Linked DNA regions of Homo sapiens: region 2 is linked to region 1. Evidence: chromatin loops called from intact Hi-C (ENCODE). Cell type or tissue: A673. All regions are shown on one strand.

Region 1 (8,000 bases):
TATAATCAGCTTTGTATATTTCTCCATATACAAACTAGTTCAAATCATTACTGTAGTAGATTCAAATAAATAAATTTATCATCAAGTAAAAAACATTTCCAGCTTTTTTACCAGAAACACAAAGATTGTTAATTTCAGAGTTAAATCATTAGGAGACATGAGATAAATGGCAAAAGTACTTTAGTGTTTACTGAACATTTAATTAATTCATTTGAATTTATAGTTTTGACTTTGCAAGGCTGAGGTTCTTGAAACATGTTTTCCTTAAACACTAGCTGTTGTGTTCTTAACCTCAGAATCAGACAAACTGAACATTCAGTGCAGCCAACCACACATACAAACACACACATTAAAGCTAAATTTACTCTGTCCCTGTAGCATCCCCAAATGTGTATGAAGAAACCATTCTAGACATTTCTATCAGGGTCCGACCCCGCCCCGTACTAATTTTCAAGCTCTGAGACGAAATGAGAAGGCAACAGTGTGTAATTAGGGAAATCTATGATTTACACATTAATGAGCAAAGAAATGCAACCCACAGAGGGAAGAATGAAATTGTGGCCAGCTAATAAGTGTCTGTACTTATTAAGGCTAAAGAAACAACCTATGAAACAAATCTAAGCCTTTCCTAAACAGTGCAGGATAATTATATTTGGCATGAGTTCCACAGGGAAGATGCAGCTTCAGAAGCTTAAAGAACAGAGAAATGGGAAGAGGAGAGCCAGCTGAAGATATAAGTAAAACATTTTTCAGATATATCACAGATGAGGGAAAGGATAATGGTGAGAAAAAAAGACACTGAAGGCCATGGGGAAAAGGAGGAAAAATGAAATATGCCTTTTTAACCTCAGCCTTCATTCTGGAAGATGATGGGAAAATTTAAATTTCAAAGTCATCCACAAGAACTTGGAGAATAACCTTGATGGAAAATTTCTAGCAGGACTACCGAGATCTTTAATGCCAAAAATCAAAAGAAACAGATGAACAGTCCCTTGAAGAATTTATTCCTCTCCTGATGGTAACTTTGTTAAACACTGACTCTTATACTGGAAATGATGAAACAAATGTTATTTCTGCCTGTGAGAAGTTACAGTGGAGGGAAGAGTCTACAAACAGACATACTCATACACTGCAGCAGTCTATATATGCAAGGCCAGTAAAAACTCTGGGCCTTTTTCTCACTGGGAGCTTTGGGTTCAAACCCCAGATCCTCCATTTACTAAGAAATAAGTGACACCTTGAGGAAGACACTTTATCTTTTAGAATATCTGGTTACTTATCTTCAAAATGGAAATGATAATATGTCTAAGACAAGACTGTTGAGAGAATTAAATATGAGAGAGCCCAACTTGCAAACACATAATATTTATTTTTGTTTACTTTCTATCTGAATTAAAGCATTCTGCAAAGGGCCAAGTTTAAGGATGATGTCATGGACATTCACAATAGTAAATGTGCTTTCCTTACTATTTCCCTTCCTTCTTTTTCTCTATCCCTCCCTTTTTTCCTTTTAACATTACCAAAAATGTCATAATAATGAATACAATTGCTCTACTTGGAGAGCTCAGAGTGGAATAAACAGAATTGTAAATCATTTCAGAGCAATGCAGCAAATTTTGTAGCAAGGTGAATCATAGTTATTGGAGAAGAATTAAGAATGAGACCTCTAATTATGGGCAGAGGGAATGGAAAGTTAAAGCTCATGGTAGTAAAAGTGTCTGGTAAAGGGTTTATAGAGGCAGTGACATCCAAGATAAGTTCAGACGAGATCAGGTGCATTCAGGGTGGCATGGCTATACACCAAGATAAGCTTAGGATGCCCAAATGGACCTAGTTCTAGTTATTATCTTATCCCCAGTTCCTAGCACAGTGCCTGATACATAGTTGAAGGTTAATAAATTATAATTAAATGGATAAATGATGGTGGTGGACAAAGAGTAGATTGGGCTCTCTAGACCAATGATTATAAATCATGGCTGAATATCAGAAGAACCTTAGGAAATTCTAACACTATAGTTTTAGGATGAAGTCCAGGATGATGAATTTTCATAAAGCTCCACAAATAATTTTGTAATGCATGCTCATGTAAGAATCACTGTACTCAAAAGGGAGAATTGCACATGTTGAGAATCAGAGACCCAAGGCTGCTTATTACAGGTAGATCATTAAGAATGCATCAAGAAGTAGCCTAAGGCATTTGGGATAGAATTATCAACAAAGCAAAGGAAGTTCTTCTCTCCCACTTATGAGGGAGGATGGGACCTAAAAATATTTTTTTTCAGTTGATATATAGTAGTTGTACATATTTTGGGGGTACATGTGATATTTTCATGCGTATATACAATAATCATGTATGTAATGATCTAATCAAGGTAACTGGGATATCCATCACTGCAAACATTTATCTTTATGTGGGAACATTACATTCCTTCTAGCTATTTTGAAATATATAACAAATTATGGTTAACTATAATTTTCCTACTTTACTATCAAATACTAGAACTTATTCCTTCTGTCTAATAGTATTTTCATCCCCATTCACTAACTTGTCTTTCTCCTCCCTTCTCCCTTCCCTTTCCAGCCTCTGGTAACCACCGTTCTACTTTCTATGTCCATGAGATCCACTTTTTTAGGCCCCACACCTGAGGGAGAATATGAGATATCTGTCTTTGTATACCTGGCTTATTAAACTTAATGACCTCTAGTTCTATCTATGTTGCTGAGAATGACAAGATTCAATTCTTTTTATGGCTGAATAATATTTTGTTGTGTATATATGACACATTTTCTTTATTTGTTCATTTGTTGATGGACACTTAGGTTGATTCCATATGTTGGCTATTGTGAATTGTGCTGCAATAAACATGAGAATGCAGATCTCTCTTCAATATACAATTTCCTTTCTTTTGGATATATACCCAACAGTGAGATTGCTGGATCATATGGTAATTCTATTTTGTTTTTTTGAGAAGTTTTAATACTGGTTTCCATAATCGCTAGACTCTTTACATTTTGCTAGATGACTGGCCTCACCTGAATCTCCTAAAACCTAGTAACAAGGTCTGGTGTGCAGGTAGTTATATTTGGAGTTGATTCCTAGAAACAGGGCCAGAGAACGTGTAAAAGAAGGAGAAAAAAGGAGTGTGCTATTGAGTTGGCAAACAACATGGGCAACTTCATCTAAACAGACCTTCTGAGGAGCTTCCAAAACAACTTTCAGAATTTCCCACCAGATCATCTCGAAAAAGAAACATTTATCAACTCCAGTACCCACTGAAGGTTGCCCTAGGGTGTACTAACTCCTCTGTACTTCTACGTATGCCAAAAAGAGAAACCCTCAGCCGAAAAGCAAAAGATGTGCTATACACACTTAAGAGTGAGCTGCTAGGAGAGCAAGATGAGTTAAATTTCATATGGAACTAGGCAAAAGCCACAGTGGACATCAGAGATGAAGCTGAGGGGATGGAGGTAAGAGGGATACAGCAGGAATCTGGTACCTTGACCTTCAAGATTTATTTTAATAAATTATCTAAGCTCATTCAACTTATTTGCAGCACATGTTAAGAATTATTACCCCCTCATCAGAGCACATCCTTTAGTTGATGTATGTGTATTTAACCTATTATTTTAGAATTTGGCATAATTATTGGCTGTGTCCTCATCTGAATATATAGAATTTCTCACAACATCCTACTTTACATAGTAGGTAGGTCATCTATAATTGCTTGTTTAGAAAAATTATTTATGAAGATTTTGTTACTCTCTTTTGGCATCACACTACAAAAACATTTTTTTCCAGGTTTCATGATAAGTAATAAAATTACCTCATTCTATAAATGAAGATAATATTATATCTCAATCCACCATAATCAAATAAGCTTAAAGGCACCATTGGAAATACGGATATCTATATATATGGTGTTGCCAAGGAAGGTTGACTGAATGAAGTAGTATTCTGTTCATCTTAGTAAATTCTTCAAAATCCTTCCTCCAAACCTCAGGCTTTCATATGTAGGAACTCACTTTCTCAGTGCCTCAAATTTTATCAGGATCATGAATGCTAATCAGATATAGATAGATGTGTCAGCTTCTTGAATCAAAATCTACATGTATTTTGTTCGCTATGTATAAAGTATCCCCATGGCCTCAACTAAAATGCCTTCTGGGACTCGGCAGGGAATGTGAATAAGTGACATTATAGGAGTGCAGACCCAGTGGGAATTGGACAGTATATGCCCTATTTAAAGGCACCCAATTATTATTATTTCAAAATACTATGTGGCTAAATAAAGTAATGATAATAACAAAAACAATAAACTGTTATTGATGTTATCTAATAGTTGGTAGAAATAAACACTTTATTATTAGTATTATCATTATTATCATCATTATCATTATATTTTCATCTTATGTACTCTACTATTTGATTTATGAAATTTAAATATTATCCTTTGGCTCCCACATGTTATCTATTCAGCAACCAATACATTTATTCAATTTTCCTCTTTCTTCTTTTTTATGTTTATTTCTACTAGATCAGGTCACATAACCTTATGTACTCTTGTTCCTCCCTTGTCTTCAGCTTTGTTGTATTGCTAGATCTTAAAAAAATGTCTAGCCAATGTTTACTTTACTCCTTCTGTTCAGGTTTTTCTTGCCATATCCCCATTGGATGAAGGTCTTCCTTTGGTCCACCCTTCAAGAAAGGGTCTGGAGTATAATATCCCTCAAGTCTTTGAATGTTTAAATTTGCTTTCCTACAGTTTCAATACTTGAAAGACATTTGGCTGGATGTAAAATTGTGAGTCATATATCTTTTCCTTGAATTTACTGAAATTTCTTGTACCACTATTATTTATTTTGCTTATTACTGTCAAGATCCTACTGATCTTATGTTTCATAAGAAATGTGGTCTTTTTGGCACAGCGTGGTGGCTCCTGCTTATAATCCTAGCACTTTGGGAGCTGGGGCAGGAAGATCACTAGAGCTCAGAAATTTGAAACCAGCCTGGGTAACACAGTAGGAAGGAAGGAAGAAAGGAAGGAAGGAAGGAAGGAAGGACAGAGAGAGAGAGAGAAAGAAAGAAAGAAAAGAAAGGAAGGAAGGAAGGAAGGAAGGAAGGAAGGAAGGAAGGAAGGAAGGAAGGAAGGAAGGAAAAGAAAGAAAAGGGAGGGAGGGAGGGAGGGGAAAGAAAAGAAAAGAAAGGAAAGAAAGGGAAGGGAAGGGGAGGGGAGGGAAGGGAAGGGAAGAAAGAGAGAGAAAGAGAGAAAGAAAGAGAGAAAGAAAGAAAGAAAGAGAGAGAGAGAGAGAAATGTGGTCTTTTTATTCTGGAATAACCAATTTTTTTATTTCTATAGCATTAAAGCCTGTCAGTCTGTTCTCTAGGATGTGTCCCAACCTTGATTCTCCAGGAATATTGACCCCTTTCAATAAATAGATTGAGATTTTCTATTTCTGGAAAGTTTTCTTTGATTATAGTTTTAAATAGTTAGTTTTAAACATTAGTTTGTTTCATTGTTTTTCTTGGATCTTCTGCCTATCTTCTGTATCACTTTATCACTCTTTCTTTTTCTCGTCTGCTTCATTCCTCTCCTTAATGTCTTTTCTATTTTAGTTGATACTTCACTACCTAGGTTACTTGTCATTTTGTCTTTTTTTTCCCCTTTTGGAGACAAGGTCTGGCTCTGTCACCCAGGCTGGAGTGCGGTGGCGCGATCTTGGCTCACTGAAACCTCTGCCTCCCTTCAAGCAATTCTTGTGCCTCAGCCTCCCAAGTAGCTGGAACTACTGGCAACCGCCATCACGCCTGGCTAGTTTTTTGTATTTTTAGTGGAGATGGGGTTTTGCCATGTTGGCCAGGCTGGTCTCGAACTCCTGACCTCAAGTGATCCACCCACCTTGGCCTCCCAAACTACTGGGATTACAGGCGTGGACCACTGTGTTCAGCCTTGTCATGTTAGTCTTTATTTCTGAGATAATGTTGAATTTTTCTTCAATTTACTTCCTAGGATTTGTCAACACTCATATCACATCTTCCTATTTTGGCCCATTTCTAGTCTGAATTTTTGTCTAATTTAAGGTCTTTCATATTTACAAGTGTTCGTTTAAAGATATTTAATTTATATCAGAGTACTGTTTTACAAGTTTTCCATTTTATGATTTCACATGCAGGTGACATAATTTTAATTAGCTGAGGAGTTTTGATGTTCATATTCTGTTTTCTTCTTACAGTAGCTTTATATTGTTATTGCTTGCCATTTTCTGTTTGTTTTTAAATGTCCTAAATTTTCCTGGGTGAATAATAGCATGAGTTTCTGTGTTGGGAGTCTGGGATTTAGGTGGTTTATCAGGTTTCTTAGTTCAAGAATGTACTTTTTGGTTGGCACAGTGAAACGCAGGTTGTTAAATGTAGTGTTTGTGAAATAGAAGAGGGCTGTGTGTTTCGATTCTGTAATTTTCATGTTTCTTTTAGACCCTTAATTTATAAACTTGCTTTGTTCTTTCCCTTCACTGCCAAGCCTCCAAGGGAAGACTTTCCCTATTAAGATAGCTCATCTCTTCCAGAAAGCATTACTCTTGCAAGACTAATACTTGTGGTCGTAGGCACATCCAAATCCTTTCCATTTGACCCGCCCTACATTAGTTACCATCTATTGCTGTATAATAGATCATCCTGAATCGGGTGCCTTAAAGCAAGAAACAATTATTATACCACAGTTCCTGTGGGAAAGGAACTTGGAAAGCAGTTTAAGGGGGAGATTTTGGCTCAGGGCCTCTCATGAGGTGGCAATGAGATGTCAGCCAGGGCTGCAGTCACTTAAAGGGTTGACTATGGCTGAGGGATTCTCTTCCAAGCTGTTGGCAGGAGACCTCTGTTCTCTGGATGTTAGCTGGAGATCTCAGTTCCTCTTCATGTAGGCTTCTTCATAGGGTTGCTTGAGTGTCCTCAGAACATGGCAGCTGGCTTCTCCAGAGTGATTACAGAGACAGAGAGAGAAAGAGACAGAGATGATGATGATGATGATGTTAGTTTTTCCCAGTTGCATCTACTTCTTTTCTGTGTAATATGTTTGACTATTCACCCTGGCATGGGCTTCTCAGGTAATTGTACATAAATTGAAGGTTGTAATATGTTTTCTTTCCTTGTAATGCTATAGGCATAGATTGTAATTTTTCTCTCTCTCTTTCTCTCTCTTTTCTAAATGCTCTGTATGGGTTTGGTAAGTAAAGTAGAAACATTTGTATTCAAGCAGCATTATCCTGAGAGAAACTGGATGTCTCCCAGTAAATAATTTTTTGGCTGTCCTCTGTAGGCCAAGACCAATAAATAATTTTTGAACATGTGAATGAATGAATAAATTGATGCAAAATGAAAAGGCTAATTTATTGAATGAAATGACACTGACCATTATGGAGACTGGATTCTTGTGAACATATAATCAGATTCTTTTGTTTCTGGAGAAAATTGGAACCCATATTATAACCACAATGTTCCTGGGTAAGAATAGAATGGGTAAATTGGATTCAGTTGTAAAATTGGAAAGTTTAGTATCATTAGACCTTCTTATGTGACCACAGTGCTGCCATTGGCATGATAGTTGCTTGGCAGGATGGTCTCAAAAGGAAGGTAAAACCAATAACCTGTTCGGTGAGTAAGCCCTTACTTTGTACTCAGGCTTCTCAGAACCATGTTCTACTGTCTCAAAACATGCCTGTATTGGTTGGAAATATTGTCTTTTCATGCACATACATTACAACATGAACAATGGGAACACACACATTCACACTTGTAGATAGGGGCTCATGCACACCTGCCTATTCAGATAGGACCCAGCTCTTTACCTCATGGAGAGAAATCCTGGCAGAATGGAAGCACTCAAACTTTAAAATCAGACCTGGGTTCCATAGGTCACAGTGGGCTCTCTACTTAGAGAACGTGACCAGGATACTACATCTCTCTGGGCCTCAGGTTATGTGTCCAGATCCTTAAGACAATTTTT
Region 2 (8,000 bases), 700 kb after region 1:
TCTCTTATTAAGAGATGTAAATGTGGTAATAAAATTAGGAAGCACATATTTTAAAGATCTATAGCTGACATGAGAAGTACAGGCCCTGATAATCCAGATACACAGATTTTTCTAAAAGTTTAATGTTTGAAGAAACTAGTCTAATTTAAGAACCACATGGGAAAATCAGTCCATTTTCTAATCAGTAGTATGGCCACCAAAGAGCTAGGTTGTAAACTTTTAAAATAGTGAAGTTCATTTTTGATACACTGAGTTAAAATATTAAGAATGCATTTTTACTGTCTTGGAAATACAAGCAAAGTTTTTCCACTTGAATTTTATTTTAACTCTGAAAACTTTTTGAGTGTGTCCTATGTGAATATGTGGAAAGGGAATATAATGAGTTTCTATCCTTGCCTTCTCAGGAAGATGAGACTTACTCCTCCAGAAGGGAGGAGTACATATAGAAAGAACACCAGGCAGAGTGTGCTTTTAAACTCCTTAGGTGAGGGGCATGAATCTGGGTTCCCACGAGTCTCCCTCTCTCGTAATGTGATAATCCCACACCAGCCCAGTTTTTGAACATACCCACATTTTGTCAGCAAGTCAAATGACTTCATCTGACACTCAACACAATCTTGATCTGTTCCAAAGCTGATGAAAAAATTGGGTGTTTTAGACCTCTGAAGATATTATGTGTTGAACTTAACCACAGAGCCTTCTCAAAGGATGTTCAAGGTTAATTTTAACTCAACACTTTTTTTTCCACATGTACTAATTTTAGAATATAAGTCTTGCAAAACATGGACTACACAGTGCTTGCAATAACAAAACAAACACCTATTCAGGAAAATCACATTGCCATTCTAGCAAAAAACTGGAAGTTTCTTACATTATCACAAGATATGAAAAGAAAATATATGAGTGTAAAAGAAAAAATGTAGAAAAGGTGATGTTAGAGGTCAAGTTAGTGAAAAAAGCATGGGCCATCAGGTTCTACAAACTTCTAAATATATGTGACACATTTTATTCTGAGCTTTCTAGAGATTAGAAAAATGTAACTAAACAACAGCCTGCATTCACTTGAAAAGAGTGGCAAATGTCCAGTTGATGCTGGAAGCCAGAAGCTAGGAAGTAACTCTCTACTATGCTTATACATATCTGCTTCAAACCCATGAATTTGTATGCATTGGTTGAGTTTTCTTCCAAATCCATGTATGCAAGTAGTAATTCTAAAATCTAGTAAAAAAATATGTAAAACAAAGATAGATGAGTGCCAAAAAAAGTGATTTTTGTAAAAACTAAGTTGAGTCCTTTGGAAAGAAGAGATAAAGGGGGATGGCTAAACATCATTGTGATCACACTAGGCAAGAGAACTGTAAAAGCTTTTGAGAATCCAGACTGATTCTGCACGGAGATCGCTACACAGGTGTCTGAGTACTTACTTCACCTGAAGAAACCCGAGCTGCATAAGACAGATGATTCCTGAAGAATGTAGTTTATGCAAGAACAGTGGAGGGCCCTCTCATCATCAGACCTCTACTTAAGAAAAGTTTCACTTGTTTATAAAAAGCATTTGGAAATCTTCACTAGGTGGAAAAAACCTTTCCATCAAAAGATGGTAACATAAATGTACACTGATATACAAATATAACATTAAAAATTTAAATATAAAGATACAAATATTAAATGGGAAAATGCTCACATTATGTATGTATCACATTATTTTCTAGAATTATTTGCTTTACCTGACTAATCCTCCTCACCTTAGGTAGGAGGGCTTCTCGTGCATATGTGGATATAAATGGGTCTGCGTGCATAAGCATGTGTGTGTGTGTGTGCCTGTGCATATATGCACATGTTAATATACACACTCACATATAATTTAAACCTCTGACCCACCATATTGTACTGCTTTTAAAATCTCTCTGGCCACAGGGCAATGGAGAACCACGCTTTGACTTAGGTTCATCATAAAAGTACACTTGTTTTTAATTCAAAGAACAAGTGGCTTTCTGAATGCAAACTGTGAGAAAAAGACAACAGTAGTGCCAGTGCTGAATCAAGATTGGGAAGACCTGGTTTACATGGACCAAATGTCTAGCTAGAAGGGCCACAGACTATCAGTTTTAGAGCTTACAGCTTGCGGTTCTGTGGTTCTTGTTTTTGAAATCAAAATTCTCTTCATGTTCCTCTCCTTCGTCCTCCAGGTACCCAGGGTATAACTGGCTCTGGCTTGTAGCCAATTTTAAATGTAAAACAGGCATGCTCTTGGCTCAGGCCTAATTTGCATAGTGTATTCCTGTTTACTTTTCAATACTTCCATTTTTTCTCCCAAAATGGTATTTTATGCCTTATCTTTGGAGAGCATTAGAATTTTGATTCCAGTACATAATATATCTGAGGCTCACATGAGGCAATTATCAAAATGAATCTGTCACGTTTGTATTTCTTGTGAGGAAGCCAGAAATACTTTCTAACGTGAACAAGAAAGGTAAAGGAAGAGGGCACCTCAGATGTTTTAATATAAAGATACTTTGGATGTTTAAATTCTTGCTCTTGTGTAAAGCGCATGACTGTACTTCCATGGGCAAAACGCAGGGAATAAAAACCAAACTTCTAGGACAAATTTTGTTACTGACTTTCTGAGATTATAAAGACATAACTAAATATATGACTCAGAGAACTAGCTAAGCAAGGGTTTAACAGTACAACACATTTTTATTTATGAGTCTATGAACTATAAGATTAATTCCTACAGGCAGTTACTACTAGGTAAAAAAGGAAGGTCTCCCTTGTCTATGAATACTTCGCGGGAAAGAAAGTAATAACATCAAAGCTGATATTCATCAAATCTTTATCACAAACTATTCTGCTGGTAGTAGTAGTTGTTGTTTTTAACAAGTATTTTACCAGTTCTTTACAATTTGCAATGTCCTCTCACTTGTCTGATTCCCATAAATTCAAATTAAAGCTTATTTGAAAGGAATTCATGTTTTGGCAATTTAGGGACCAAGCACGTTCTCACTAACAGTCAGCTTATCACCTTTGCACTTAAAATCAACCATTTTTTATTTATGAAGCTCCAGGCATAATCCAATGCTAGGTAATTTGGATATTCCTTTTTGCTGATCACAGCAGAGACAGTCCTAATCTGACAGGATGGCATGGTCACAGGGGAAGGAAAATATGCATGAACTAAATGTAGGTATCCAGATACCACCCCTAAATGGGGCGCGCATAGAGGAAAGCAATTTGGCAGGAGTGAGATTGCTTTCCAGCTCTCAATTATTTTTCTGCTGTTTTTTCTTCAAATTGTAAATCAAATTCTTTTCTTGTGCCTCAGTGCACTGGTCCCTGCATCTTAAGTGGAGGAAGATTCTGACATTTCTATTTGGATACACGGTGACTTAATGTACACATTTCTGTGGAATTTGTCTCTCCCTACCCCTGAGTTATGTTCCATCAGTGATTTAGTCATTTAAATAGAGTCTCGTTGCACATCGCTGTAGCACCAAATAGGATTTGATATTTAAAAGTTGCTTAAACCCAAGGAAAAATAAAATAAAATGACTTTCTTTCTGACCAAGCAGGGCAATTCGATAAAAAGCTTCTGACCAGGCATCATTATTGCCTTTGATTAAAATAAAATGATAATTTCCATAAAATGACATTTCTTTTTAAGAATTTGTTATATACTCAGTGTTAACAAGAACAGTTTTTCAAAATACAAAGTGTTTTTCAGGGTCGGGCATGGTTGCTCACGCCTGTAATCTCAGTACTTTGGGACGCCAAGGCGGGCAGATCACTTGAGGCCAGGAGTTTGAGACCAGCCTGAGCAAAATGGTGAAATCTGTCTCTACTAAAAATACAAAAATTAGCTGGGTGAGGTGCTGCTTCTTTGTAATCCCAACTACTAGGGAGGCTGCGGCACGGGACGCAGGGGTTGTGGTGAGCCAAGATCACTCCACTGCATTCCAACCCGGGTGATGGAGTGAGACTCTGTCTTAAAAAAAAGTAATAAAATACAAAGTGTTTTTCAAACTATCTGTGGGGAAGGATCAGTTTTATTTTTTTCAATGCATTATAAACTAATACTTTAGTAAAATACAATAAAAATCAATTACTAGCAAAATGAAATAAAAATACAAGCCCAATTTTGTTTATTTTTAAGTTCAATAGTAAAGCTAATCTGTTAAGGTTGCTATAAAAGTTTCTAAATGGAAACTGTGGATTTCCATAAATTTCTTATTGCAGACTGGTGACACAGATGGGTTGGGATTGCTGCTGTGGCTTTCTTCCAGTATAGTTTTTCTGGAACAATCACAAAAACTAATTTGCTTTATACTTTCCTCCCACGTAATCTGGGTTCCCAATGTGTCCCACTTTCTATGTCAACTTGAGGAGAGTTCTGCTGAGTGGGATATTGAAATCTAGTTCATGGAAAAAATTGGCATGAAATGTTCATACTTTGTATCTGGCACCCAAAACTATCACTGAGACTTACATACCTCCCTCCCCTGTAAAGTCATCTCTTTTCTTTTCTTTTCCTTTTCTCCTTCCTTCCTTCCTTCCTTCCTTCCTTCCTTCCTTCCTTCCTTCCTTCCTCCTTCCCTCCCTCCCTCCTTCCCTCTCTCCCTCTCTTGATTGCTTGCTTGCTTTCTCTTCTTTCTTTCTTTTTTTGTAGTTTGGGGTCATCTTAGATTTTCTGAAGCCAGGTGGAGATACACCACGGATCAAGGCAGGGGCCAGAATTCAGGGCATGAACAGCATCAAGGGGAGAGCTTAAGTGGAAGGATTTCAGTCCAAGAGAAGTATTAACATGTCAAGACAATTCAGACTTTGATGGGCTTTCCCCGTGCCTCCCCCTTCTGAGGGGGTGCTCCAATGCAGTGGCTATCTAGAAGGCAGAGTTTTTCCTGTCTCACTGTACTCAGGAGAAATTAGCCACAGTCCTCAAAAGCTGAAGGCTGATTAACCATCTGAGAAAAGCCAACCTAGAGAGTCTTGAATGCCAGCTTCTGCAGATGTGAAAAGTTAGACATGTGAGAAAGCATGAAATTCTTTTATTTGCTTTATTAATTTTTCTGGTATTTATCTCCATAACTAAAGCATTATGGTTGCCAGTGAATTTAAGGTCTTCAGAACCATGTTAGATCACAAAGTCTCACATCGATTTACATCTCTGTTTGCCTTTTAGTTTCAATTTTTGTTTAAGTATATTCTTCAGTGGAAAGTGGATTTCATCTGTTTCTGGTGATGAAAGAGCTCAACAATATGTCTCATACAAATACTTCTTAAAACCTAATGAATATTCTTATCTCTGAACTACATATCTGACCATAAATATGAACTGAATTATTCTGCCTGTAAATATGAACTGGATTTTCCTTTACACGTGCAGCTCACAACATGTAGAGCTGAAATGGGCTTTGGATTCAGCTAAATATATATCCTCTAGTGTGTAACCTCCATGTTAGCCAGGCAGGTTGTTACTAAATGAACAGCTGTTGACAGAAAGCATTTCCTTATCGTCCAAACATATGATAGTGCAAAAAAGAAAGTGGTTGTTTTAGTCTTATATAAAAAAATTTTTGTGGTAATGGTTAGCTTTACATCTTTAAAATGTATTAAACGGATAGTTTCACCAAATAAAAAAAATTGCTAACCCACAATATAGAAGCTTTTCTTTGTATTTCCAAATATGTCTGAGTAATTTGTCTCTTCTCCCAAATGAGACATCTTACATACCAGACATTTGCCCTCCCAACACAGCTTGCTTTTGTCCATAGCCATAAACTGCAGAAATTTTGATTATCTTTCATCATATAGTCAATTTTGCTCCCCATTAAGGAAGAAACCAGTACTTGACAGACAAGTACTTTAGCACCTTCATGTTTCTTAGAGCACCTGACAATGTAAAGAGGGGAAAATAATAGCCTTCTTAGTTTGTGTTCAGGTACCATCTAAATCTCTCTACTTTGTTGTTGTTGTTTTTCTTCCTGATTTAGTCTTAGGTAAAATGATCTGATTTCTCTGTTGTTTCATCAAGTTACACATTTTCCTTCTGGAATAGAAAAATAGCAAGGGTGCTGCCCTTTTTGAAAGCTACTTGATCCATGCAGTAAAGAAAACTAAATCTCCCATTGCATTGTGTAGAAGGGGTCACACTATACAATTTAACCTTCTACGGCAATTGTTTGTTAATGAAAAATTTAGAACATTTTTCTTAAAAATGCCAAATCGAATGAAATCATTCACTCTATTTTCTTCTTCTTCTTTACATTGGTGTTTTGGCTGTATAGTCTTCATGAAAAAAGAAATGTGAATGTTTACAGCAACTTTATTCAAAGCAACACAAATGTACTTCAAGTACAGAATGGATAAACAAAACTGTGGTATACCTATACAATGGAATACTACTCAGCAATTAAAGGGAATAAACTACCAACACAACATAGAAGAATCTCCAATAGATTATGCTAACAGAAAGAAGCCAGACTCAAAGGCTGCCTTCTATATGTTTCCATTTATGTGGCATTCTGGAAATGGCAAAATCAAATGGCTAGAGAAGAGATGAGTGGTTGCCAGGACTTGGGCTGAGGGGAAGGGTTGACTACAAAGGGTCAGTCCTAGGGAATTTTGGTGAGTGATGAACACTGTGTCATGGCGGTGGGTATATAAACACCAGCAGACAATAAATTCTGTTCGAAGCTGGGCCTTTGCACTCTTGGGTGCAAAGGAAGAAGGCATTTTGAACATGGTGGAACTTGAAGCTTTTCTTCCTGGTGGGCTGAGTGGAATAATGGGAACTGCATGGCTCAAAGATTTTGGGGGCTCTACCACACATCAGATTGAACATATTTAAATGTACCCAACATACTTATTAAATATAATTCATATGCAATCATAGAAGATTTCAGTTGAATTGTGATGGACTAAATTAACATAATCTTTCATTATGTTTGTTTTTCAGTTTTCCTTTTACATTTTGGATCCATTTTTAAAACTAGCAAGTATTTTAATGTGGCCCTATTGAATTCCATGCTCTCAATGTTTATTTTGCCTGATGATTAAATAAACAAGCTCTGTTCACACTAGTGTGATCAAATATCTAGTTTGCTCAGGAGACACCCATTTTATACATGTTTTCCTGTAATTATCAATAACACCCCTTTTCATGGCCATAAGTGTCCCAGTTCAGATGATAAACTTTATGGATTAGACCGACCATACACAGACCAACAGACTAGCTTAGACTGACTTGTGACCTAATTCCTGAGATTCTCTGTGACTTTGGGCCAATATTTAACTCCTCTGGGAATCATATTTCTCTTCCATTCAGAGCCGATAATCCTTTGCAGGGTCCTTATGTGGACTAAATGAAATAATGAGAACACAATAAGCATAGTGCTTGGCATACTAGGCACTCACTAATAGGAACTAATATTATTTATTTCTTAAAATAAATTTGTATTTAATCAATTTACACTCCCGCTTGGACTTTTATTACATTATTTCATTATTATCTCTTGAGACATGAACATTTGCAAGTGCTATGAAAAACATGAAATAATTTATTTTCTCCCCGAAGTGTCTAAACTGGATTTAAATATTTATGAGACAGGCTGCAAGTTTGAAGTTTCAGAAATTAAATATTGCAACTCATGTATGCCATTAATCTTCCATTTAAGTTCCAGGATTTTTTCAAACGTTGATAAAGTCAACTTACATTTTTCCTTTACAAAGTAACACAGTCATTGATAATCTTGGCAGATTTTTTGGAGGGAAGTTTTCCACTAAAATTTATTGTGGGCAGGGATGAGTTTTTATTATATTCTAGAAATTTCTATCTGTTGCATAAGTTGTTAGAATACAAAAACATTTTAAAAGTAAAAAAAGTTACTTTTTCTTGGACCCATGAAAAGGCCATGTACTTAAAATTCATGAGCTTATTTCCAGCATTGTGCAGTCTCCTTGTGCTTTCTTGTCACTTATGTCTTTATCAAAGAAAGGTTGAA

Evidence for each region. A loop is a pair of places that touch in the nucleus more often than their neighbours do. Peaks named below come from ENCODE experiments on the same cell type or tissue, not always from the same donor. Only the 100,000 strongest peaks of a DNase experiment are listed, where the experiment ranks them.
Region 2: a loop joins it to region 1, with 10 times the contacts of the local background. A loop is called at or near these places in 22 of 110 quality-filtered maps.

Annotation. Positions count from the first base shown.
Region 1 is chr3:30,029,496-30,037,495 of GRCh38, forward strand. No RefSeq gene overlaps it. Among named protein-coding and RNA genes, the nearest start is that of RBMS3-AS1, 99 kb to the left of the region's middle. In A673, no CTCF peak of the experiment used is centred here; DNase peaks (open chromatin) are centred at 4,956 and 6,686; H3K27ac peaks cover 6,604 bases.
Region 2 is chr3:30,729,052-30,737,051 of GRCh38, forward strand. The region is part of intron 14 of GADL1 (glutamate decarboxylase like 1); the gene reads right to left. Among named protein-coding and RNA genes, the nearest start is that of TGFBR2, 130 kb to the left of the region's middle. In A673, no CTCF peak of the experiment used is centred here; DNase peaks (open chromatin) are centred at 3,940, 4,330 and 4,830; H3K4me3 peaks cover 1,066 bases; H3K27ac peaks cover 6,025 bases.